Regions from separate parts of the Homo sapiens genome. Here all the other regions are linked to region 3. Evidence: chromatin contacts called from ENCODE Hi-C or POLR2A ChIA-PET data. All regions are on one chromosome and are shown on one strand. Each heading gives the region's core, a stretch centred on a gene start or an enhancer-like site at or near the end of the contact. The rest is flanking DNA. Distances are from core to core; before and after follow the strand shown. Region 1 overlaps PPTC7 (protein phosphatase targeting COQ7). Region 2 overlaps CCDC63 (coiled-coil domain containing 63). Region 3 has its middle 33 kb from the start of PPP1CC.

Region 1 (4,384 bases), core at 22-2,521, 210 kb after region 3:
GCTCATTAATTTGATTAATTCTTAAGTTGTCTCATAATTACTAAGCTAGCAAGGAATAGCTAACTATTTTGTTTGGAATTCTCAAACACAAAATGAACCGCTTACTACAGCTTTGATTTTGTTGTTTGAGTTTTGCCTATAGTTTCCATTTTCACACTTTTTTTTTTTTTTGAGACAGATTTTCGCTCTTGTTGCCCAGGCTGGCGTGCAGTGGCGCAGTCTCGGCTCACCACAACCTCTGCCTCCCAGGTTCAAGGGATTCTACTGCCTCAGTCTCCTGAGTAGCTGGGATTACAGGCATGTGCTACCACGCCTGGCTAATTTTGATTTTTAATAGAAATGGGGTTTCACCATGTTGGCCAGGCTGGTCTTGAACTCCTGACCTCAGGTGATCCACCTGCCTTGGCCTCCCAAAGTGCTGGGATTACAGGCGTAAGCCACCTCATGCGGCCATTTTCACATGTTTTATTACAGGGTTGAACTTTTCAGTCCATCCTTTGAGCTTCATTACCTTCACTTTTGAATTAACTTCTGCTTAGAGATCTTGTTCTTGACGTAGTCTTGATCTCTGGAGAATCAAAAGACACAGATTTCATTGTGATTAATGTGGAATGGAAACTTCTTTTTTCTTCTTCTTCTTTTTTTTTTTTTTTTTTTTTTTTTTGAGATGGAGTCTCACTCACCCTGTCGCCCAGGCTGGAGTGCAATGGCGCAATCTTTGCTTACTGCAATCTCTGCCTCCCAGGTTCAGGCAATTCTGTCTCAGCCTCCCAAGTAGCTGAGACTACAGGTGCCTACCACCAAGTCCAGCTAATTTTTGTATTTTTAGTAGAGACAGGGTTTTGCCATGTTGGCCAGGCTGGTCTCGAACTCCTGACCTCAGGTGATCCACCCGCCTCGACCTCCCAAAGTGCTGGGATTATAGGCATGAGCCACCGCGACTGGCCAGAAACATCTTTCTTCTTTTTTTTTTTCCTCTTCTTTTTTCTTTTTTGAGACAGAGTCTCGCTTTGTCACCCAGGCTGGAGTGCAGTGGCTCAATCACAGCTCACTGCAACCTCTGCTTCCTGGGTTCAAGCGATTCTCCTGCCTCAGTTACCCAGCTAGGTGGTATTACAGTCATGCGCCACCATACCTGGGTCATTTTTGTATTTTTAGTAGAGATGAAGTTTCACCATGTTAGCCAGGCTGGTCTCAAACTCCTGACCTCAAGTGATCTGTTTACCTCAGCCTCCCAAAGTGCGGGATTATAGGTGTGAGCCACTGCACTGGGCCGGAAACTTCTTGCAAAGGGAGTATTTCACTTGCTTGTTAAAACAGGAAGTGCAGCATAATCTATATAATTTTACCTCCATAGAACTGAAAGGACTGTTGTTAGTCAAAAAGCACATGACATTTTTCTGTATAACTTGACAGAATATATTTGTTGAATATATTTTTTCAGTCATCCTGCTTTTCATTCATTTTGGATTTTTTTTTTTTTTTTTTTTTTTTTTTTTTGAGATGGAGTCTCAATCTGTTGCCCAGGCTGGAGTGCAGTGGTGCGATCTCAGCTCCCTGTGCAACCTCCGCCTCCTGGGTTCAAACGATTCTCCTGCCTCAGCCTTCCGAGTAGCTGGGACTACAGGCATGCGCCACCAGGCATGGCTAATTTTTTTCATTTTTAAAATAGAGACAGTGTCTTGCTCTTTCACCCAGACTGGATTGCAGTGGCACAGTGATAGCTCACTGCAGCCTCAACCTCCTGGCTCAAGCGACTCTCCGTTTGGGATAATTATTTGCAGATACAACATTTCACAGTCTTGAATCACAGGGGAGTGTTTTTTGTTTTGTTGGGGTTTTTTTTGAGGCAGGTCTTGCTGTGTCACCCAGGCTCATGTACAGTGGCACGATCACAGCTCCCGGGCTCAAGTGATCCTTCTACCCCTGTCCCCCAAGCAGCTCGGACCACAGGTGTGTGCCACCATGCCTGGCTAATTTTTTGTATTTTTAGTAGAGACGGAGGTTTTACCATGTTGCCCAGGTTGCTCTTGAACTCCTGAGCTTAAATGATACACCCGCCTCAGCCTCCCACAGTGCTGGGATTACAGGCATGAGCCACTGCACCCCGTCGGGAGCGTTCTTAAGTGCCCAAATAGTTGAGGTTTAAGAAATGTTGATATAGGCTGGATGCGGTTGCTCATGCCTGTAATCCCAGAACTTTAGGAGCCCAAGGCTGTGTTGGGGGGCAATCACTTGAGGTCAGGAGTTTGAGACCAGCCTGGCCAACATGGCGAAACCCCATGTCTGTATTACAGATAGAAAAATTAGCCAAGCATGGTGGTGGGTGCCTGTAATACCAGCTACTCGGGAGGCTGAGGCAGGAGAGTCACTTGAACCTGGGAGGCGAAGGTTGCAGTGACCTGAGATTGCGCCACTGCACTCCAGCCTAGGCCACAGAGTGAGACTCCATCTCAAAAAAGAAAGAAAGAAAAAAAAAAGAAATGTTGATATAAATGTGATCTGTTCCATTGGATAGGAAATTGAGTTTCTACTCTGATCTCATTTTTTTTCTAGTTACAGTGCTTCATGCTGTGATGTCTTTAGACAAATGAGGCTGGCTCTGAGAACACTAAAGTCTTTGAAAAGCCTCAGCATCTGAAAAGATGCCTGTCGTACTGCAATAAATATTGCTTAGCCCCCTTTCTCATTAGATGGCCCCTTACTGCAGAAAGTCTGTAAAAGCAGATACCCTTATTCCTTAGAGTGCAGAGGGTCTCCTGATACTTCTGTTATTCAATTATTGTGATCCTGCCAGATTCTTATTCAGTTTCTCCTCTAGAGTTTCAACTCACTATCAAGTACCCATCCTAGTAGGCAGGAGATGTGTTTCACTGATGGAAAGACAATCCATGTAGAGCCAGTATGCTTCTTTGGAATGCGAGGCTTGATGTAAGATGCCTTGAGATCATCAAAGATGCAAGGAATAAAGCTATTACCTTTGGATACTACTTAATATTTGAAATTCTTCCAGAGTGTACATTAAATACATTTTTGGACAAAATCAAATTGTTTTTCTTCATTGATGCTTATATTAAAATTGAAGTTTAGTATTTATTCTCTAGGCATCGCGTTCTTCTAGAAAACGTTTGCTTTGTAGGTAACTGCATGTCAGTCTGAAGATGAGTGCAGTAGGAGGGGTTTAAAATAATTGCAACATCATGTTGATGGCTGTTAATGGAGGACAGGACTGGAGACGCTCTTGCTGATTTTGACTAGTTCAGAAGTCTTTCTTATAGTAAGCCTTTTGCAATTACACAGTTAGGTGACTGTGTAATTGGGAAGATAGGATTTTTAAGATAGCTATCATTTGGTTATAACTACCTTTTTTTATTTTTTATTTTTTGAGACAGGGTCTCGCTCTGTCGCTCAGGCTGAAGTGCAAGTAGTGTGATCACAGCTCATTGCAGCATTGACCTCCTGGACTCAAGCAGTCCTCCCACCCTCAGCCTCCTGTTTAGCTGGAACTACAGGTGTGTGCCACCATCCCTGGCTGATTTTTAAATTTTTTTGTAGAGACGGGTTTTGCTATGTTGCCTAGGCTGGTCTCGAATTCCTTGGCTCAAACAATCCTCCTACCTCAGCCTCCCAATATGCTGGGATTACAGGTATGAGCTACCACGCCTGGTCATAACTACCATTTTACATGGTTATACCATTTTGGCAAAGACAAAAACATGTTAATTAGAAAAATGAAAATTGCTTAAGAATTTTCTTCTTGGCTGGGCTCAGTGGCCCATTCCTGTAATTCTAGCATTTTGGGAGGCCGAAGCAGGAGGATCACTTCAGCCTAGGAGTTCAAGACCACCCTGGGCAACATGGCGAGGACCCATCCCTACAAAAAATAAATAGCTGGGTATGGTGGCACATGCCTGTAGTCCCAGATATTCAGGAGGCTGAAATGGGAGAATCTCTTGAGCTCAGGAGTTTGAGGCCGCAGTGAGCTATTACTACACCACTGCATTCCAGTCTGGGTGACAGAGTGAGACCCCATTTCTTTTTTTTTTTTTTTTTTTTCCCCTGAGGCTGAGTCTTGCTCTGTCGCCCAGGCTGGGGTGCAGTGATGCAATCTTGGCTCATTGCAACCTCCACCTCCCAGGTTCAAGTGATTCTCCTGCCTCAGCATCCCAAGAAGCTGGGATTACAGGCACGCACCACCACACCCAGCTAATTTTTGTATTTTTAGTAGAGACGGGGTTTCACCATGTTGGACAGGCTGGTCTTGAAATCCTGACCTCAAGTGATCTGCCCACCTCGGCCTCCCAAAGTGCTGGGATTACAGGCGTGAACCACCACGCTGGGCCCGAGACCCCATTTCTTAAAAAAAAAAAAAAATTTTTTTCTT
Region 2 (4,527 bases), core at 1,948-4,447, 130 kb before region 3:
TAATCCCAGCTACTCAGTAGGCTGAGGCAAGAGAATCACTTGAACCCGGGAGGTGGAGGTTGCAGTGAGCTGAGATCACACCACTCACTGAGCTGAGATCACTCCAGCCTGGGCGACAGAGCCAAACTCCGTCTCGGAAAAAAAAAAAAAAAGAGAGAGAGAGAGAGAGACTCCTAAGAACCCAAGAACCCAGGACACAGCCCAAGTCAGTGATGTGATGGGAAGAAGCTGAAATGTGGTGACGGAGTGGAGCTGGGGTCACAGTGAAGGCAGGAGGACCCAGGAGGCCAGAGGAGCCACAGTTAGGGCCAGTCCTCAAGGCTTGACAATGACAACAGTGGGAGGAGCTCAGGGCTGAGCCATTAACAAGACGAATGAAACTGTCCCCTGGCTGCAGAGACCTGGGGCCCCTTTCAAAGCAGGCTGCGTGGGCAGGGACCCAGGGGAGTCATGGCCCCATCCCCATGACCCAGGACACCCCACACCCTGTGGTGACCCTCGCCCCTCACGGCTTCCCTGCACTCCAGAGTTGGTCCAGGCCGAGAGCCTCATACCCGGGCTCCTGTGGTCAGAGATGCAGTCCGGCACCAAGAAGGCGGGACTCAGGACACTCCAGGGCAGTGCGTGGTTCTGGGCAAGACACCCTGGACTCAGCTCCACAGTGACATGCTCACCCACGACAGACACACGCAGAGACAGAGACATGCAGAGACACACAGAGAGATACAGAGATGCACACAGATACACAGTGAGCTGAGATCACACCACTCACTGAGCTGAGATCACTCCAGCCTGGGCAACAGAGCCAAACTCCGGCTCAAAAAAAAAAAAAAAGAGAATCCCAAGAACAGGTACAGACTTGCAGAGACATACAGAACACACAGAGACAGAGACACAGGGACATACAGAGATGCACACAGAGATACAGAGACACACACAGATACAGACACGCAGAGACACACAGACAGGGACACACAGAGACATACAGAGACACACACAGAGACACAGAGATGCACACAGATACAGACATGCAGAGACACACAGAGAGAGAGACACAGAAACATACAGAGACACACACAGAGACACACAGATAGGGACACACAGAGACACACACAGAGAGAGCCACAGAAACATACAGAGACACATAGACAGGGACACACAGAGACATACACAGGTGCAGACATGCAGAGACACACAGAGACAGAGACACAGAGACATACGGAGATGCACGCAGATACAGACATGCAGAGACACACACGGACACAGAGATATACAGAGACACACACCGGTGCAGACACGCAGAGACACACAGAAACAGAGACACAGAGACATATGGAGATGCACACAGATACTGAGACACACACGGGTACACACATACATGGACACACAGACACAGAGACACACTCAGATACACAAAGAGATATACACAGACATATATACAGACACATAGATACAAACACACAGAGACACAGACACTCAGAAACACAGATATACACACATGTACACAGACACACCCAGAGTAGCAGATCCAGCACGCCCCCAGCTCCCACTTCCCATTTGTGAGTGTTTGCCACACCTCGGGTGGCCAGGGGCGTCTCAGGATCCACACTTTGGCTCCAGCATGGCCCCTCCCCCGGGCTAGTCCCTGTTACATCTGGTGGACCGCATCTGCATCCATGTCTCTGCATATCTGGGGGTGGCCTGTGCTGGTCTCCAGCTCAGAGGTTTCCAGGGGCCTTGATGGACTCACATGGTTCCCACTCCCTGTTCCCGCTTTTACTTCTCGCTCCTCGGCCCCAGCCCAGAGGTGGCCCCAGTACCCAAAGCCCTTAGTAATGTGTGTGACAGGCACGAGGCTACAGAACAAAACATTTATTCTTTCGGTTATGTTGCAAAGGTGGCCCCATGCATGCACCTCACATGGTTACTTTCTTCCTGGATCTGAAGTCATCCACCTTCTCAGGCAGGCTGTCTCCGCGCACTTCCTTACTCCGATTCTCCTTCAGGATATAATTGTCGAGAACCAGCTGCCGAAGGCTGCTGTGGTCCAGGGGCTGTTCCACTGCACCAAGATCAGATTTGTGTGAGGTGCTGGGAAATCAACCCCAGGGCTGGGGCTAAGCCTGGTTTGGCGTCCCTCCATAGCACTGGGGAGTGGAGCATGGAAATTCTCAGGTTTCAAGGAGGGGGAGAATGAACAGAAATATACTTCTTGGGGCTGCCCAGACAATGACTAGTTTTTCTCCCAGACAAGGATGTGAAGAATGTCTGGTTTAATGTTAAGGAGTTAGGGCCACCATGTGCAGTTGTTCAGGATGTGCACTGCACAAAGACACCTGAGGAGAGCGGTAGATGGATGGGCTGAAATCCAGCCCCCACTTGATTGCTGAGCCATAGCTACCCAGAAGGGGCAACTTTTTCTAATTTAATCTACCCAGAAGTGGCCCTTCTAATTCACACCTGTAGGCCATAGAGGCCAGTGGGCTGGGAGAACCTAATGTTCATCAACATTCCCTTGAACAGATGTGAAGACAGTATCTGTACATTTCTGACCTTGTGAGGACGACTTAACCAGCAGCTTGGCCCACCTCTCCCCCCAACCTTTTAGGAACTGAAAGGGCGGTGGAAGTTGTGCTGAGATGGGTGGCATCTGACCTAGCTTTCACTCCTGCTGCGTTTCAGTCTCCTCAGCTGAAACACACAGGATCTCTGTGTGTGCGTGTGTGTGTGCATGTGTTGTGTGCATGTGTGTGTGTGCACGTGTGCTTGTTGGGGGTCTCTACATCCTTGGCACACTTGAAATGCTGCTCAGAGAAATGGGGGCAGCTTTTAAAAAATTGATTTTTTCCCCTACTTACTAAAGTCATGCAAGGTCATTGTAAGAGAAAATTTCAAACAATACAGAATTGTTTAACTTAGAAATGCAACATTATTTGCAAACCACCATCCAGAATTATCCACTGTAACAGGTGGCTTATACACCTCTGTTTGGTTTTTTATGCATAATCTAGAAACCTTCCTCCTTCCCTTTCTCTCATCGCCCCTCCCTCCTCCTCCTCCTCCTCCTCCTCCTCTTCCTGCCTCTGAGCCTTCCTCCCTCTCTCCCTCTCCCTCCCCCTCTCACATGTCTTATATCTCTTATTACGTATCAGGGTTGTGAAGTGCTGTCCTGTGCATTGTGAGATTTTTAGCAGCATCCTTGGCCACTAGATGACAGCAGCACCGTCACTTTCAGTTGTGACAACCAAAAATATCTTCAGATATTGCCAAATGTCCCATAAAGGGTAAATCACCCCTGACTGAGGACTACTGGCAAAAAAAAAGTATATATATTATATATATATTATATATTATATTATTATAATATATAATATATATTATATTATATAATATATATTATAATAATATAATATATATTTTATATAATATATATTATAATAATATAATATATATTTTATATAATATATATTATATATAATATAATATATATTATATATAATATTATATATATACACACACACATATATACACATACACACACACATATATATACATACACGTGTGTGTGTACACACGCATGTGTGTGCCTGTGTATTGCATGCATATGTAGAGAATGTTTTTAGAAAGATGGGATTATACAATACAGTACTTCTCAGGATGCCCAGACAATTGTGCAACTGACTGTTTTCCCTTTTTGTCTTAATATCAAGGGCATCTTCCTAGTCTCTTCATATTGGCCCTGTGCCTTATTTTTGGGGCTGCTTAGAATTCCACTGCATGGGTGGATGAGCTGGACCTTATTTAACCAATCTCTAAGGGGTGGGCATTATACTTGTTTCCAGTTTGGGGCTGCAGTGAACAGCCTCCACTCCTCCACCTTTCATCTTCCACCCTTGAGTAGTCCTTCTGGAAGGATCGGTTCCCATATATGTGGCCAAACTGCTCTCCAAAAAGCAGGTGAGGTCAATTTGATTCCCACCTTCAGAGTGAAGGCCTGGCTCCCCACATGAGGAGGATGAGTGAGTTTCCACCTTGGAAAAGAAGGAAGATCAATGGGCTGGTGTTGGAAGAGCCACAGTTGACCATTTCGCTTCTGGCATGGACCAGGTTGAAGCTGCTTCAACCGTGGGGTTAGGGGACAAAAATGGGGAGGGGCCAAGGATGGGTCCTGGAGGCACAATGGGTCAGGGAAAGGGTGGTCATAGGTGAGTGAGACTCAGGAGCATAGATAGGGTGAGCATGAGACACTGAGTCTGGGAACTCTGTTTACTCATAACTTGCCAACTTGTAAACTTTTGATATTTTAAGGTTCATTTTAAATGATCAAAAGGTAGTTTTGACTTTTAAAAATATCCAAAATAACTAAACTTCAGGATCTGTGTCACCCTAGCATCATAGAGAGAAAAGTCCCCAAGCAAGTGACACCAAGTGACCACAGCCAAGATGGCACCCAAGGGAACTGGCAGGCCACAAGAGCTCATAAAGAGAGGAAACCGAGGTTCAACACTGCAGACCCTCTCGGGCACC
Region 3 (4,453 bases), core at 15-2,514:
GGGCGACAGAACGAGACTCCGTCTCAAGATAGTAATAATAACAACAACAACAACAGTATCTCTCTCTCAGAGGGGTGTTGTGAAGATCTGATGAAACGAGACATGTAGAGTTCCGAAATGATAGTAAGGACTAGAAAATGTATGTTGTTGTTAGAATTAGTACAAAACTGAGGCCCAAGTTTACACAAATTAGGTAATGGCAGATCCAGGCTTAGCAGCTGGTCTTGCAGCTCTCACTCCAGCATATTATTTCCTTTTTTTTTCTTCTTGAGATGGAGTCTCGCTCTGTCGCCCAGGCTAGAATGCAGTGGCGTGATCTCAGCTCACTGCAACCTCCGCCTCCCAGGTTCAAGCGATTCTCCTGCCTCAGCCTCCTGAGTAGCTACGACTAGAGGGGTGCGCCACCGCGCCTGGCAAATTTTTTCTATATTTAGTAGAGATAGGGTTTCATCATGTTGGCCAGGCTGGTCTCAAACTCTTGACCTCAAGTGATCTGCCCGCCTCGACCTCCCAAAGTGCTGGGATTACAGACGTGAGCCACCGCAGCTCTTGTATTTTCACCAAGAGAGTTTCTTGCTACTTACTCTTCCACCAAAAACAGTGATAATACTAATTATTTTAGTTATTACAGCTGAGACTCTGTGTTCCAGATCCCATCTTAACACCTTACACCTGCTCATCAAATCATTGTGACAACCTTGTAACATAGGTCCCATCATTATCCTTAGTTTATAGATGAGGAAACTGAGGCCCAGAAAGCAAGAGAACCTTGCCCAAGGTCACACAGCTAGTAGACAGCAGGGCTAGGATGCAAAGGCAGGCAGCCGGCCCCAGAGTCCACCTTGTAATCTCTGCACTCACTGCTTTCCATTAAACTTCTTGGGGATTTACCGCAAATCATGGTTACTTTTCTTTACTATTATCTCTATATATATATCAATTGACTTTCACTTACACAAGTAATATGTGAATGAATACATTCTAAAAAACAAAAACAAAATTAGGGCATGACTGACAAAACTAAACTCTGCTTGGACATTACTCTTATTTTCCACTGTGAGTAGTTTGGTAAGAATCCTCTCAGCCTTTTGCCTACACGTTTACATATGTACTTTACTGCCACTTTGCATACTCTTCCCACTGGGCCTCTAGAAAACAGTAGCTGAGACGGCAAACTTGAGACTGAAGAAAGGTTGTGGGGGCTGGAGATGGTATCACTTTCTGTTTTCTGTAGATCAGTTACCTATAAATATTCTGAAAGCTTCCCGGCAGGTGACTCAGCCAATGGGCCAGAGAGTTGGATGCATAATTAGGTTTCCTTGGCTATCTGCAGAGACAAAACCAGAGAAGGTGGGCTGTCTCTATCCAATATGGCTGCCACTCACCAAATGGGGTTTTGGGCCCTTGAAATGTGGCTTGTCCGAACTGAGATGGGATATAAGTGCAAAATACCAGATTTTGTAGCCTTATACAAAAAAAAAAAAAGAGGATAACATAGCTCATGCTTTTTTAAAAAAAACCTTTCCTATGGTGCTAAATTAATTTCTTTTCTTTCTTTCTTTCTTTCATTCATTTTCTTTCCTTCCTTCTTTCTTTTTTTTCTTATTTCTATGAGTCAGGGTTTCACTCTGTCACCCAAGCTGTAATGGCCTCACAAGTAGCTGGGACTTGTGTATGTGTAATCACTTCTAGCTAATTTTCTTTACTTCCTTCCTTCCTTTCTTTCTTTCTTTCTTTCTTTTCTTTCTTTCGAAACAGGGTTTCACTATGTTGCCCAGACTGGTCTCAAATTCCTGGCTTCAAGCAATCCTCTCACTTTGGCCTCCCAAAGTGCTAGGATTACAGGCATGAGCCACTGCACCTAGCCTTGAAATACTTTCTTTTTTTTCTCTCTCTCTTTTTTTTTTTGAGATGGACTGTCTTGTCACCCAGGCTGGAGTACAATGGCATGATCTTGGCTCACTATAACCTCCACCTCCCAGATTCAAGCTATTCTACTGCCTCAGCCTCTCAAGTAGTTGGGATTACAGGTGCCTACCACCGTGCCCGGCTAATTTTTGTATTTTTAGTAGAGACGGGGTTTCACCATGTTGGCCAGGCTGGTCTTGAACTCCTGACCTCAGGTGATCCACCCGACTCGGCCTCCCAAAGTGCCAGGATTACAGGCATGAGCCACTGTGCCCGACCAGAATGCTTTCTTTATATTGATTACGTGTTAAAATGGTCATTTTTAAAATATATCAGGTTAAATTAAATATATCATTTAAATTAACTTCAGCTTTTTTAATGAGGCTACTGGAAAAATTAAAAGTCCATATGTGGTTTGAATTCTTTTTTTTTTTTTTTAAACACACTCTGTTGCCCAGGCTGGAGTGCAGTGGCGAGATCTTGGCTCCCTGCAACCTCTGCCTCCCAGATTCAAGCGATTCTCCCGCCTCAACCTCCCAAGTAGCTGGGACTACAGGCGCCCACCATCACACCTGGCTAATTTTTGTATTTTTAGTTGAGAGGGGGTTTCACCATGTTAGCCAGGCTGGTCTCGAACTCCCGGCCTCAAGGGATCCATCCGCCTTGGCCTCCCACAGTGCTGGGATTACAGGCGTGAGCCACCGTGCCCGGCCTTGAATTCTATTTCTAATGGATAGCGCTGTTCTAAACAGTTGCTTGAGGAGACACTATTTTAAAAAATTATCTGAGAATGGTAATGATAGTTCGATTGTATCAGGTGCTCTAAGATGAGGTTGCAGGCTAAACACTTCCCATTGCTTATCTCTTCCATTCCTTCACAACAGTTGCATGAGCTAAGCACTATTCTTACCTCCATTTTGCAGAGGAGGAAACTGAAGCTCAGAGAAGTGAAGTCATTTGCCCAAGGTCACACAGCCAGGAAGCAGCCAAGCAGCAATCTGAACACATCCCTCAAGGGATTAACCCTGTGGATGACAGGACAAGAAAACCATTCACAGGGACCCGCCTCAGAGATGAGTATAGTCAGAAGAAAGTCCTGGAAAAGCCAGGTTCCAATGGGATAATACAAGCCCATCTCATTCACAGCCCTTTTTTTTTTTTTTTTTTTCTTTTTGAGACGGAGTTTTGGGTCTTGGTCTGTCACCCAGGCTGGAGTGCAGTCGCATGATCTCGGCTCACCGCAACCTCCACCTCCCCGGTTCAAGTGATTCTCCTGCCTCAGCCTCCTGAGTAGCTGGGATTACAGGTGTGCACCACCACACCTGGCTTTTTTTTTTTTTTTTTTTTGAGACAGAGTCTCACTCTATCGCCCAGGCTAGAGTGCAGTGGCTCGATCTTGGCTCACTGCAACCTCTGCTGCCCAGGTTCAAGTGATTCTCCTGCCTCAGCCTCCTGAGTAGCTGGGATTACAGGTGCCTGCCATCACGCCTGGCTAATTTTGTATTTTTAGTACAGACGGGTTTTCACCATGTTGGCCAGGCTGGTCTTGAACTCCTGACCTCGTGATCCGCTCGTCTCGTCCTCCCAAAGTGCTGGGATTACAGGTGTGAGCCACCGTGCCCAGCTTAATTTTTGTATTTTTAGTAGAGATGGGGTTTCACCATGTTGGCCAGGCTGGTCTTGAACTCCTGACCTCATGTGATCTGCCCACCTCAGCTTCCCAAAGTGCTAGGATTACAGGCATGAGCCACTGTGCCCGTCCTCATCCACAGCCTTTTGGGGGTGGGGGTGTTGTTTTGTTAGTTTGGGGGCCAGAGGAGAAACCAATCAGACAATTCGATACCTGCTTCTCTGCCCTACCCATTGCAAGGCCCAGCCCCTGCTCTGAATTAATATGGAGTTTACATTTGAAGAGTAAGTGTTAGTTTCTTTTTTTTTTTTTTTTTTTTTTTGAGACAGAGTCTTGCTCTGTCGCCCAGGCTGGAGTGCAGTGGGGCATTCTCGGCTCACTACAAGCTCTTCCTCCTGGGTTCACGCCATTCTCCTGCCTCAGCCTCCCGAGTAGCTGGGACTACAGGCACCCACCACCACACCCAGCTAATTTTTTGTATTTTTTAGTAGAGATGGGGTTTCACCATGTTGGCCAGGCTGGTCTTGAACTCCTGACCTCAGGTGATCTGCCTGCCTTGGCCTCCCAAAGTGCTGCGATTACAGGCATGAGCCACTGTGCCTGGCCAAGCTAATGCATTATAATTAGTGTATAAGGAGCAGTCAGTATGACCAGAAGTCACTTTGATTGTCATCTTAGTTTTGGCAGGTTTTGGCTGGCTTCTTTACTGCATCCTGTTTTATCAGTGGGGTTTTTATGACCTGTAAAAATACAAAAATTAGCCAGGTATGGTGGCACACACCTGTAATCCCAGCTACTTGGGAGGCTGAGGCAGAAGAATCACTTGAACCTGGGAGGTGGAGGTTGCAGCGAGCTGAGATTGTGCTGCTGCACTCCAGCCTGGATGACAGAGTGAGACTTTGTCTCAAAACAAAC

Evidence for each region. A loop is a pair of places that touch in the nucleus more often than their neighbours do. ChIA-PET counts read pairs that join two places held with the same protein, here RNA polymerase II (POLR2A). Pooled maps may share reads with other maps.
Region 1: a pooled map shows a loop between it and region 3 (5-fold over the local background). The contact joins two enhancer-like sites. A Hi-C loop is called at or near these places in 11 of 50 pooled maps. POLR2A ChIA-PET finds 5 or more read pairs at or near these places in 4 of 52 experiments (A673, B cell, GM12878 and 1 more).
Region 2: a map with no recorded cell type shows a loop between it and region 3 (8-fold over the local background). The contact joins two enhancer-like sites. A Hi-C loop is called at or near these places in 6 of 37 single-sample maps with no recorded cell type and 5 of 50 pooled maps.

Annotation. Positions count from the first base shown.
Region 1 is chr12:110,559,403-110,563,786 of GRCh38, reverse strand. All of the region lies in intron 1 of PPTC7 (protein phosphatase targeting COQ7), which reads left to right. Among named protein-coding and RNA genes, the nearest start is that of PPTC7, 22 kb to the left of the region's middle. Within about 2 kb of position 1,271, at least 9 of the 41 ENCODE cell types and tissues checked have a DNase peak (open chromatin) inside an H3K27ac peak, as active enhancers do; they include GM12878, where a contact is called at or near this core.
Region 2 is chr12:110,904,866-110,909,392 of GRCh38, reverse strand. It overlaps CCDC63 (coiled-coil domain containing 63), which reads right to left. Exons shown (of 12, transcript NM_152591.3): 12 at 1,858-2,062. The coding sequence ends at 1,917. Among named protein-coding and RNA genes, the nearest start is that of MYL2, 13 kb to the left of the region's middle. Within about 2 kb of position 3,197, at least 3 of the 41 ENCODE cell types and tissues checked have a DNase peak (open chromatin) inside an H3K27ac peak, as active enhancers do.
Region 3 is chr12:110,773,427-110,777,879 of GRCh38, reverse strand. No RefSeq gene overlaps it. Among named protein-coding and RNA genes, the nearest start is that of PPP1CC, 33 kb to the right of the region's middle. RefSeq lists an enhancer at 1,083-1,422. Within about 2 kb of position 1,264, at least 2 of the 41 ENCODE cell types and tissues checked have a DNase peak (open chromatin) inside an H3K27ac peak, as active enhancers do; they include GM12878, where a contact is called at or near this core.